Regions from separate parts of the Homo sapiens genome. Here region 2 is linked to region 1. A link is an interaction called in ENCODE POLR2A ChIA-PET data of the cell type or tissue named here. Cell type or tissue: OCI-LY7. All regions are shown on one strand. Links, peaks and the distances in the headings refer to the core of each region. The heading gives the core; the rest is flanking DNA.

What was found. ChIA-PET counts read pairs that join two places held together with the same protein. Peaks named below come from ENCODE experiments on the same cell type or tissue, not always from the same donor. Only the 100,000 strongest peaks of a DNase experiment are listed, where the experiment ranks them.
Region 2: POLR2A ChIA-PET joins it to region 1 with 6 read pairs; 16 of 35 experiments call an interaction of 5 or more read pairs at or near these places.

Annotation. Positions count from the first base shown.
Region 1 is chr10:86,390,182-86,396,535 of GRCh38, forward strand. No RefSeq gene overlaps it. Among named protein-coding and RNA genes, the nearest start is that of GRID1, 27 kb to the left of the region's middle. RefSeq lists enhancers at 1-95, 1,504-1,603, 1,824-2,203. In OCI-LY7, for the core only: no CTCF peak of the experiment used is centred there; DNase peaks (open chromatin) are centred at 1,590, 2,130, 2,730, 3,410 and 2 weaker places; H3K4me3 peaks cover 3,759 bases; H3K27ac peaks cover 4,160 bases.
Region 2 is chr10:86,445,059-86,450,058 of GRCh38, forward strand. It overlaps WAPL (WAPL cohesin release factor), which reads right to left. Exons shown (of 19, transcript NM_015045.5): 16 at 1,184-1,391. Among named protein-coding and RNA genes, the nearest start is that of WAPL, 74 kb to the right of the region's middle. In OCI-LY7, for the core only: no CTCF peak of the experiment used is centred there; no DNase peak of the experiment used is centred there; H3K4me3 peaks cover 192 bases; H3K27ac peaks cover 1,860 bases.

The DNA.
Region 1 (6,354 bases), core at 733-5,732:
TGGAGGCCCCAATGAGGATTTGGGCTTTTCCTCAAAGTGCCACTGCTACTTTTAATTGTTTGTCACCAGAGAAACAGGATCAAATTTGTCTTGTAAACACCTCTGACTTGGATGGGAGGGAGAGGGAAATGGAAGTGAAAAGCGTTATTCAGGAACAAGGCCAGAGCCGGCCTGGACCAGGGAGTGGAGGCAGGTGTAGGCGTAGAGAGGGATAGATTTTGGAGTTAGAATCGATGGGACCTGAGGATGAGTTAATTGCAAGTGGGGGCGATTAAAAAAAAAAAAAAAAAGCCAACACAGACTCCAGGGTTCTCGCTTAAGCAGCTGCAGAGAGGAGCTGCCGCTTCAGGAAGCGGGAGAGGTCGTTCCAGAAGGCAGTTTGGGGCCATTAAACTTTGACACTCATGAGATTAGAGCAAATCTGTTCCAATACTTAAATCACTGGGAGAAACCGCTTACCAGGGAATTTCCAGTGAAGTTGCCAGTAGAGGGTCTTACTCCAGATCACAAAAAATGCTACCATGCCTGGTGGGGCTGGACTCCGTCTATGTTGGGTTTGGGCCTGGATAAATGTTGCAGCCAGCCTTGATCCTGGGGAGAGGTATTTAAGGATGGGAACATAAAGGCAGCAGCAAAGGAGATTGTCACATGTATGTGGCGATGACAGTCCCATTATCTGCCTGCCTGTCCCTGTGGCCGTGTGTGCCCAGTCCAAGGAGCCAACCTTGCCGGCCGCTGTCCCCTGTGAAGGCAGCAGGACTCACTGAAGCTGGACTGTGGTTATGACCCTGGACTGTTGAGCCAAAACTGTCTGGGTTTGTAATCCCAGCTCCACCTCCTGCTACCTGCATGGCCTTGGGCAAGTTTCTGTGCCTGTTTCCTCATCTGTAAACTGGGAATAATAACATCTAGATCATATGATTGTGGTGAGACACTCACCACCTTATAAAGGATTTACTACTTGATTAAGAAGAACCACGAGCCTGTGGGGACCAGCTCGGAGTGCAGCCACAGATTCCTTAATAAGCTCGTTGGATTTTTAAGTAACATTTTTTTTTTGCTTCCCATGCCAGATGGAGCTGTCACACTGGCAGGTGGTGCTCAGAGGAGGGGTCAGGCTGGAAGGCACCTGTGTAGGACACGATGCTGGTGCCTTGAGAGTGGAGGCACCACCCTGGGTTGGGCTTCTCAGCCCCCACAGAGCACTTACATCACCTGAGAGTGTTGGAAAAATGCCAGTGACCCTGGCCCTCCCCTGGACGCGATCAGCCTGGGCATCAGCATTTCGCAGAACTCCCTGATGATTCTCGTGCAAAGCTAAGATTGAGAACCTCAGGTCTAGGGAGGTCAGGTGGCAAGAGAAGGGCAGGAGCTGAGCAACTGAGCAGCTGAGCAGGGGCAGGGGAGGGTAGGGTGCAATTTCAGAGGCCAGGCTGAGGAGGAGGAGTGAGCAAGGAGACTGAGACCATGTGGCCCTGGTGCGGGAGTGAATCCAGGAGCAAACTGAAGAGGCTGGAGCTTGAAACAAGGGAAGAGGCAGAGCAAGGGACTGCAGAAGTCAAGGACTGAGATGTGGTGATTCCACGTGGCCCGGGAGGTCCCTGGTGACCTTAGCAGACAGGATGCTGGGTGAAGCTAAAAGCTAAAATGGACAGTAGAGTCACCAACTAAGATTAGAAAACACCTGTAGATATAAACAGGGGAAGGAGAAGAGATAGTAGCCGGAAGGAGTTGTGGAGTCAAGGGAAGTTTGGTTTGTTTTCTTTTTAGGGCCTCCTGGGCCTGTTGGGAGGCTGGGGAAGCCCCCAGGAGAGGGAGCAGAGGGAAGCAGGAGGTATGGGAACAGGTCCTTGAGGAGAGAGAAGATGCACCAGAGCCCGGAGGGGCCACTTCTGAGGGAGGAGGGAAGAGGAAGGTGCCAGCCAGAGAGTGGACTCACAGCTGTGAGACAGGCTCCACGGTCCTCCCAAGACCAGAGTCAGGGGTTTAGAGAGAGGGAACAGCTGGAAGGAAAGGAGAAATGCTCTAAGCGGGGGACAGAACTTAGAGACCTGTCTCTAAGGACAGACTCCACGTCTCCCAGGCCTGGGTTGCTGATAGCAGGAGAGGAAATGGCGTCCCCACACTGGAGAAGACTGAAGAAGGGGCAGGGCCTAGGCCAGCCCATGTCTATCAAAGCATCAGGGTGGGATGCTCAGAGAAGTGTGCGGACGCAGGGAGCTTGGGGGCTAGAGTCCTTGAGAGTGCCCTGGAAGGGGAGGGGAGCAAGGGGAGGCTAGAGGTGGGGTAGGTGGAGGGGCTGCAAGCGGCAGGGTGGGAGTAGAGGAGAAGGCTGCGACCTGGGAAGCGTCATCACTGAGGTTGGCCGTAGCACTGGAGCCCACCTCCCCCACCCCAGTACCTGGCCAACTCCAGGCCCAGCCTGGCAGCTCTTCCTCCTGGAACTCTTTCCATACACTTCTAGAAGAGCTTGGTTCTCCTTCCTGGCTGTGCTCTGTGACCTGAGCCCACCTCAGGTAGAGCCCGCTGAAACCTAACCCCTAAATCACCCCTGGGTGCCAGTGCCATCCTGAGCCCAGGTCAGACATGGTCCGGCAGGGCTGGGATGGACGCACGAATGATGCTTAGGAAGTCACGTCTGCATGTCTCAGGGAGTCTGTCAACCTGAACGAGTGAAAGTAGCAAGAACTAATTTAGAGTTATTGAAAGAGGAAGGTCAAGTCCTGATCCCACCTGCCTCTGCTGGTCTCCTCCCTGTGGGTCCTGGGCCCCATGCTGTCACCCTATCCTGGCAGACTGAAGCTGGGGAAAGTGTGCAAGTGACACGTGGTCAGCAAGCACAGCGCCATCCAACACTAAGATGTGGGGCCAGGAAGGTGGACCCAGCTATCAGAGGGGAGGGGGGAATGCTAATTTTTCTTTTTCTTTTTTTCTTTTTTGTTGGGGGTGGGGGTACGGAGTCTCACTCTGTGGCCCAGGCTGGAGTGCAGTGGCATGATCGCAGCTCACTGCAGCCTCTGCCTCCTGGGTTCAAGCAATTCTCCAGCCTCAGCCTCCTGAGTAGCTGGGATTACTCCCAAGTAGCTGGCAGGCGCATGCCACCACACCAGCTAATTTTTGTATTTTTAGTAGAGACAGGGTTTCGCCATGTTGGCCAGGCTCCAGGCTGGTCTCAAACTCCTGACCTCAGGTGATCTGCCCACCTCGGCCTCCCAGAGTGCTGCGATTACAGGTGTGAGCCACTGCACCCGGCCCAATTCTTCTTTTTAAAACGCTCATTTTGTTATTGTATTCTGACAGTGAGATGCACAATGACATCACAGTGTGTGTGCAGCACTGCTTGGAATATGAAGCAAGAATGTGCAATGGAGGACACGGAGGCCAGGGGTGGAGCTGTGGCAGCAAGGGTGGGGCGGGCACTGCTGTAGAGTAGGACATCAAGGTGCAGTGTCGTGAGCATAAGAAGCAAGAGGAGCACCAGGGCAAACAACCACTGGGCTCAGCCGTGCCTCTCACACCTCCTCCCAGGCGTTCTCCAGCACTGGTAGGGTGGGGGGTGATAGACAGTCAGGAATTAAACTTCAAATTATACTCAACTGCAGAATGATAAAGTTATTTCCTTCTTATTTATTTTCCAACTCTTCTGATTATTCACAGGGGAAATAAAAAGTGCTCGTGTAGAGATAATACATTTTCATTATAAAATTTTTAAACATACAGAGAAATAATGAAGTAACAGACACCCTTACTGGCCATGCAGAAATAATCCATGAAATCCCTTTGCTTTGGAGCTGTTTCTCTGTCTGCTAGAAATAAACCACTATAGAGAGAGCTGAGGATCATCCCTTCCCTCCCCTCCCCTCCCCGTGCCCCAGCGGCACAGCTGTTGACGTGTAGTATTGGTTATTGTGTTAGTCAGCTGTAAGGTCTAACTGACTTTTCTACACTTTGATATATGTGTATATTTCCATTAATGATGTATATTATAGCTTCAGTGTCTTTCACTTTACATAAATTATGATAATACTGTGTATATCGTGTTGCAGCTTGCTTTTATCTTGCATCATGTTTTTGATGTTTAGATGCGTTGGCAGACGGAGTTTCATACTGTCTGGCTTTGCTGCTTTGGAGTATTCGATGATAGACAATGCCGCATCTCACTCTCCTGTTCCCCTTCCAGGGCAGAGTCGGTTTTTTTCCACTTCTTTAGAATGGCCAACAGTGCCACAGTGAATGTCTTGGTACTTATGCCCTTGCGAACATAGGAACAGGTTTCTCTAGAGCAGTTACTTACAAATGTCTCTACCTAGAGCAGATACTTACAAATGTCTCTACCACAAAGTATGCAGATATCTAAGTAGGATTAACAAAGTGTTCTCCACATAGTAGGCTGATTCAGATTCCAACAAACGGAGTACACAATTTCCTGTTTCTGCCCGTCTCGCCAGCTTCCCTATGGTTCCCTCTCTGAAAATCTTGTTTTACCCTTACTCCTGAATGATAGTTTAAAATGAAATGTATCATCAGGGCTGGGCACAGTGGCTCAAGCCTGTAATCCCAACAATTTGGGAGGCAGAGGTGGGTGGATCACTTGAGGTCAGGAGTTCAAGACCAGCCTGGCCAACATGGTGAAACCCCATCTCTACCAAAAATATAAAAAATTAGCTGGGTGTGGTGGCACGAGCCTGTGTAATCCCAGCTACTCAGGAGGCTGAAGCAGGAGAACCACTTGAACCCAGGAGGCAGAGGTTGCAGTGAGCCAAAATCATGCCACTGCACTCCAACCTGGGCAACAGAGCGAGACTCCGTCTCAAAAAAAAAGGTGACTTCAGACTTTTTAAGTTGTGCAAATCTTATGGGTTTACAGAAGTAAAGGTTTGTTTTTCTTTTTCTTTTTTTAAGGCAGGGAGAATTTTAGCCTGGTTTTTTGTTTTTTTTAATTGTTGCTGTTGTTGTTATTTTGTTTGTTGTTTTTTTTTTTTTTTTTTTTAGACAGTCTCGCTCTGTCATCCAGGCTGGAGTGCAGGGGTAAGATCATAGCTCACTTCAGCCTCCACTCCCAGGCTCAAGTGATTCTCCCACCTAAGCCTCCCAAGTAGCTGGGACTATAAGCACACCCCACCACACTCAGCTAGTTTTTTTGTATTTTTAGTAGATGAAGTCTCACTATGTTGCCCAGGCTGGTCTCAAACTCCTGAACTCAAGTGATCCTCCTGCCTCGGCCTCCCAAAATGCTTGGATTACAGGCATGCACCACAGCTCCCAGCCTACATATATATTTTGTTGTTATTGTTGTTGAGAGAAAGTCTCTCTCTGTCAGCCTCTACCTTGCAGGCTCAAGTGAGCCTCCCACCTCAGCCTCTGGAGTAGCTGGCACTGACTACAGGTGCATACCACCATGCCCAGCTAATTTTTTTTATTATTATTTTTGTAGAGATGGGATTTTGCCACGTTGCTCAGGCTGGCCTCAAATTCCTGGGCTCAAGCAATCTGCCCACCTCGGCCTCCCAAAGTGCTGGGATTACAGCATGAGCCACCACACCCAGCCTATATTTTATTTATTTGAGATGGAGTTTCTTTCTGCCACCCAAGCTGGAGTGCAGTGGTGTGATCTCAACTCACTGCAACCTCCACCTCCCAAGTTCAAGAGATTCTCCTGCCTCAGCCTCCCAGGTAGCTGGGATTACAGGCGCCCACCACTACACCCGGCTAATTTTTGTATTTTTAGTAGAGATGGGATTTCCCCCATGTTGGCCAGGCTGGTCTTGAACTCCTGACCTCAAGTGATCCGCCCGCTTCAGCCTCCCAAAGTGCTGAGATTACAGGTGTGAGCCACTGTGCCTGGATTCAAAGTATCCTTTTTAAACAAATAACTTCATTTTTAAAATGAACAAAAGACCTGAATAGACATTTCCCAAAAGAAGGCATACAAACGGTCAGCAGGTATATGAAAAAATGTTCAATATCACTAATCATCAAGGAAATGCAAATCAAACCATGATGAGATACCATCTCACCCAAGTTAGAACGGCTATTATCAAAAAGACAAAAAATAACAGACGTTGGCAAGGATTCGGAGAAAGGGGAACACTCATACACTGTTAGTGGGAATATAAACTAGGACAGCCACTATGAACAACAGTATGGAGGCGCTTCAAAAAACTAAAAGTAGAACTACCATATGATCTAGCAATCCCACTGCTGGATATATCCAAAAGACAGGAAATCAGTAAACCTAAGAACTATCTGCACTCCCATGTTTATTACAGCACTGTTCATATTAGTCAAGAAGTGAAATCAACCTAAGAATCCACCAATGAATGAATGGATAAGGAAAATGTGGTATATATACAC
Region 2 (5,000 bases), core at 1-5,000, 54 kb after region 1:
TGTGAAGCTGAACATATGGTCGTCCCTCTGCATCCAAGGGGTATTGGTTCCAGGATGCCAGCACCCTCCAATACCAAAACTGGAGGAGGCTCAAATCTCTGACAGGAAAGGGTGCAGTATTTGCATATAAGTCACACACATCCTCTGGCATACTGTAAATCATTTCTAGATTACTTATGACACCTAATAAAATGTAAATGTTATGTAAATAGCTGTTATACTATATTATTTACTAACCTGTATTATTTTTTCTTCCTCAAATATTTTTGATTTGTGGTTGGCTGACTCTGTGGATGTGGAACCCACATGTATGGAGGGCGGACTGAACTTAAATTCATAACCTTAGTGATACAAAGTTACAAATGGCTATTTTGCAGAACTTGTATAAATGGCAAAAGTTGTATCACAAATTCTGACAACAGTAGATACTCAATAATGTATGATTAGCGAAGATATTACCTCTAGTATCTTTTTTTTTTTTAATGAGAAAGGGCCTCACTCTGTCACCCAGGGTGGAGGGCAGTGGCACAATCATAGCTCACTGTAACTTTGAATTCCTCAGCTCAAGCAATCCTCCCACCTCAGCCTCCCAACCACCTAGGACTACAGGCTTGTGCCACCATGCCAGGCTAATTTTTTATATTTTTTGTAGGGATGGGGTCTTGCTAGATTGTTGTCTCAAACTCCTAGCCTCAAGTAATCCTCCTGCTTCAGCCTCCCAAAGTGCTGGGCTCACAGGTGTGAGCCACCAGCCTACAGTATATTTCTTACTGTGTTTACCATCTAGTACTTACACTTTGAGAACTATTACTGTAATCTGACAATAGATCTTCAAGTTTAAAGTGAAGCTGAAAAAACAATCTCAAAAACTGAAAACTGAAAAAATCCTATTATGTCTCCTATATGTCTCTTCACAGATAAGTAAAGGAAAGGAGGGCCCCGGAAGGAAGAGTGACTTAACTGGATCTTTCCCGTCACTAGCATGCCTGCCACTGGCACGCACCTTCCTCACTGTGGGAGAACTACCACAAGCACTTAAGTATCAAAGCTTGTCTGGACTGAACTAGAGAGGTCCTCAAGCAATAGCCAGATTAAGACAATCTGCAAATTAAAATAGTTTGAAGAAAAAAACAAAATCAAACCACTATCTTCAATTTAAATACACCATTCAAAGTAAATATACCTTTATTGAGGTCAAGTTCTTCATCCTCCTCCTCCTTCTTATGTTTCTCTTCTGTACCATCAGTCTTTTCAGTTGACACCCACTGTATTTCTCCACTTGTTTCTTGCCACTCTCCACTCTTATCATGCTGAGTGGTGGGAGCATCTTTGATCAACTCATCTGTTTTACTTTCTGCTAGCTGGGCTGCCCGCTCTCGCTCAAGGAATAGCTGATAAAAATTATTTTTGAAGATCATTAAAAAGAGATTGCCAATCAATATGCATATATGCAAATATAAAGTTATAGTTGCTTTTAAATCTATCACTAACTCTAAGATGGTTATGTGATAAAAAGAGGTGAGTATAAGTAAAAGCTTTTGCTCTACACCCTACTGAAAGCCAAAACGAAAGTATAAATGCTGCTAAGATTCAATGAAGTCATCTAATAATGATGCAAGAATGAGTCTCAATAATTTCCCTTAATTTGCATAATACAAGAAATTCAAGCAAAAAAATACAAAATTGGAAAATTCTTAAGTCAAAAGGGAATATGCTAAATTCCTTGCCTTCACTTACTTTATTTTCCCTATGCTGGTATAGTACTGACACATAGAAAAAACACTGACACAATTTGGGAAATGCTCCAAGTTACTAGAAAGAATTGCCTGAAAATCAAATGCCAAGTAGACCTCAAAGATTTGTTGAGTATACAGAAGAGTGGTATACAAACTTCAAAGAGAGATTATATAAAATAATATCTTTCAGAAAATAAAAATTAAACTTTATAGAGAGCAGCAATTCTCAAAATTGGTCTAAGAATCCCTACGGATCCTTAAGACCCTATCAGGGAGTAAAGGAGGTCAAAATTACACTCATACTACTACTAAGGGGTCTGCTGACTTGTTTCTTCTTTCACTGAGTGCACAGTGGAGTTTTGGAATCTACATGCCATGTGATTATGTCACTGCTCTAACAGCTAATGTAATGTCTCCCAGTTTCAATTTCTAATTCAGTAAATATAGACAGATAAAGCACATATAAACAACAAAAGCTCTCTGGATTTCCCAATAATTTTCAAGCCCTGAGATAAAAATGTATTAGAAGAGAATGATGGACTCCTACTTATGACTCCAGGAAGAACTGAGTTGTTGGGGGTTACAGGTTACTCTGAAGACACAACTTCAAGGATTACTGCTTTTGAAAAGGCCAAAAAAGGAAGCTAAACACAGCAAGGGCTTTGGAAAAATAAAAAGAATGAACCACTACTGTTTCTGGACATATACAAAATGCCATTTAAGGAAATACCAAAAACATCCAGGAACCTGTTAGACTGGCAAAAATCTTGGCAAGAGTATGAAAGAATGGGGACTCTTATAAAAAAAAAAAGTTTTAGGGGGAAGTATAAATTAAGGGCACAGGAAGTATGTGTTTGGTGATGAGGGTGGGAGGAGTTAGGCATATCAACTTTAAATACAGTACAATATATTCTGACACAATTCCTAAACCAGGAAATTATGCCCACAGACATACTTTGAAAAGTATGGCCTGGCCATGCAGGGTGGCTCATGCCTGTAAATCCTAGCACTTTGGGAGGCTGAGGCAGGCGGATCACTTTAGGTCAGGAGTTGGCGACTAGCCCGGCAAACACAGTGAAACCACCTCTACTAAAAATACAAAAATTAGCCAGGCGTGGTGGCGCAAGCTTGTAATCCCAGCTACTTGGGAGGCTGAGGCAGGAGAATCACTGGAACCTGGGAGTCAGGGGTTGCAGTAAGCTGAGATGGTGCCGCTGCACTCCAGCCTGGACGACAGAGCAAGACTCTGTCTCCAAAAAAATTTAAAAAAAAGAAAAGTATGGCCTAAGATTTAGATGCTATGGTATTTATTTCTGTAATTTTTGTAACAAAATAAAACTTAAAAAAACAGAAAACCATCAAAAAGTGTATCAGTAGAGGTTTGGTTAAATAAAGTACTAAGGCAGGGCATGGTGGCTCATGCCTGTGATCCTAGCACTTCAGGAGACAAAGCAGGAGGATCACTTGAGTGCAAGAGTTTGAGACCTCAGCTCTACAAATACGAAACTTAGCCAAACGTGGTGGCATGTGCCTGTAGTTCCACCTACTTGGGAGGCTGAGGTGAAAGGATCACCTGAGCCTGGGAGGTAAAGGCTGTAGTGAGCTGTGACTGGACCACTGTACTTCAGCCTGGGTAAAAGAGTGAGACCCTGTATGTATGTATGTATAAATCAAAAAGCTACTAGTTTGCAGTCATTACAAAGAATGTGATGAACCTACGTGTTGACATGAAGAGCTCAGGAAGACACATTAAGCAAAGAGTGGGTATAGACTAAATACTATGTACAGTAAGAGTCCATTTATATAAAACACATTGCACATTTTTTTATTTACTTTTCGGACAGGGTCTTATTCCCATTGCCCAGGCTGGAGTGCAGTGGCAGGATCATGGCTCACTGCAGCCTCAACTTCCTGGGCTCATGTGATTCTCCCACCTCAGCCTCCCAAATAGCTGGGACTACAGGCACATGCCACCACACCTGGCTAATTTTTTAATTTTTAGTAGAAACATAATTTTGCCATGTTGCCCAGGCCAGGCTCAAACTCCTGGGCTCAAGCAATCTGCCTGCCTCAGCCTCCCCAAGTGCTGGGATTACAGATTACAGGCATGAGCCACCATGTCTGGCCTGCACATTTATTTTGATATATGCATAAACACTAATTTCTCAGGACAAACACAAAACTATTACAAATGGTAACGTTTTAGGAAATAGATCTGTGGAGTTTAAACCTTTCTGGATCTGACTTTTTTTCCCCCACTACGTATGTGAATTATGTTTGGTTTTTAAAAAATAAACAGATCCATAAATAGGTAAGAAAAGAACAGCTAGAAAGAGGAAAGTTCATGTCAGTAATCAGAACTACCTGTAAGATTCCATTTATACAACATTATCGAAAAGATACGTAATTTGAAAATTACTGGATTCAGGCCAACGTTATCAGTAGCATAAACGATATAAATCTGAACATGGATTTTTCCACTCTATCTTTGAATAACAGAATTAAGAGCCATTTCTTGACACTTTAAGGTAACTGATGTGAGTACAAGGCAGCACAATTTTCTAAAATGAGTAACAGAACCCATCACCCAAAAGGTATTACAATTGAAAAACAAAAACTTTAAACTGATTTAAAAATGACAAACCATAAACCATAGCAGATAAAAGAAAGACAGAGAAGATATAGGATGATACCCTGAAGGACAAGAGGCTTCTATAACACTAAGTGCAAAAGAGGAATACTGGAAGTGATATTCCCAGGTCAATTAGACACAGTAGGAAAATTTGAGACTATCCCTGAAACAACTCACAAACAGGGATCTCTGAGGGTGTGGGGATGGCTTCTGCAAATGAACCCCTATTATGTGGATAATGCAGATCTATCATCTGTGCCTTCAAACACAGCTCCTGAGGCGACTGACGGTAAGTTTTTATTCATTTCTAGGTTCCATTTGAAGAAAAGTCAATTTTTAAAAGAAAGAGACTAGAATGATAGAAAAAAATAAAACAAGAGATGGAAAAAGATAGAAAACACGTTGGTGGTAGCTAGGAGACAGGGAGGGCAGGTAGGCTGTACAGTGAGCAGCAAAAGGGAATTCTTTTATGGTGACGGTTCTATATCTCAATGTAGTGGTGAGTACATGAATCTATACACGTAATAAAACTGAACAGAGGTACATATGTTACACACAAACATAAATGAATGCAGATGAAAATGGTGAAACTGAATAAGGTCTAAAGTGCAGTTAACAGTAATGTACTAATG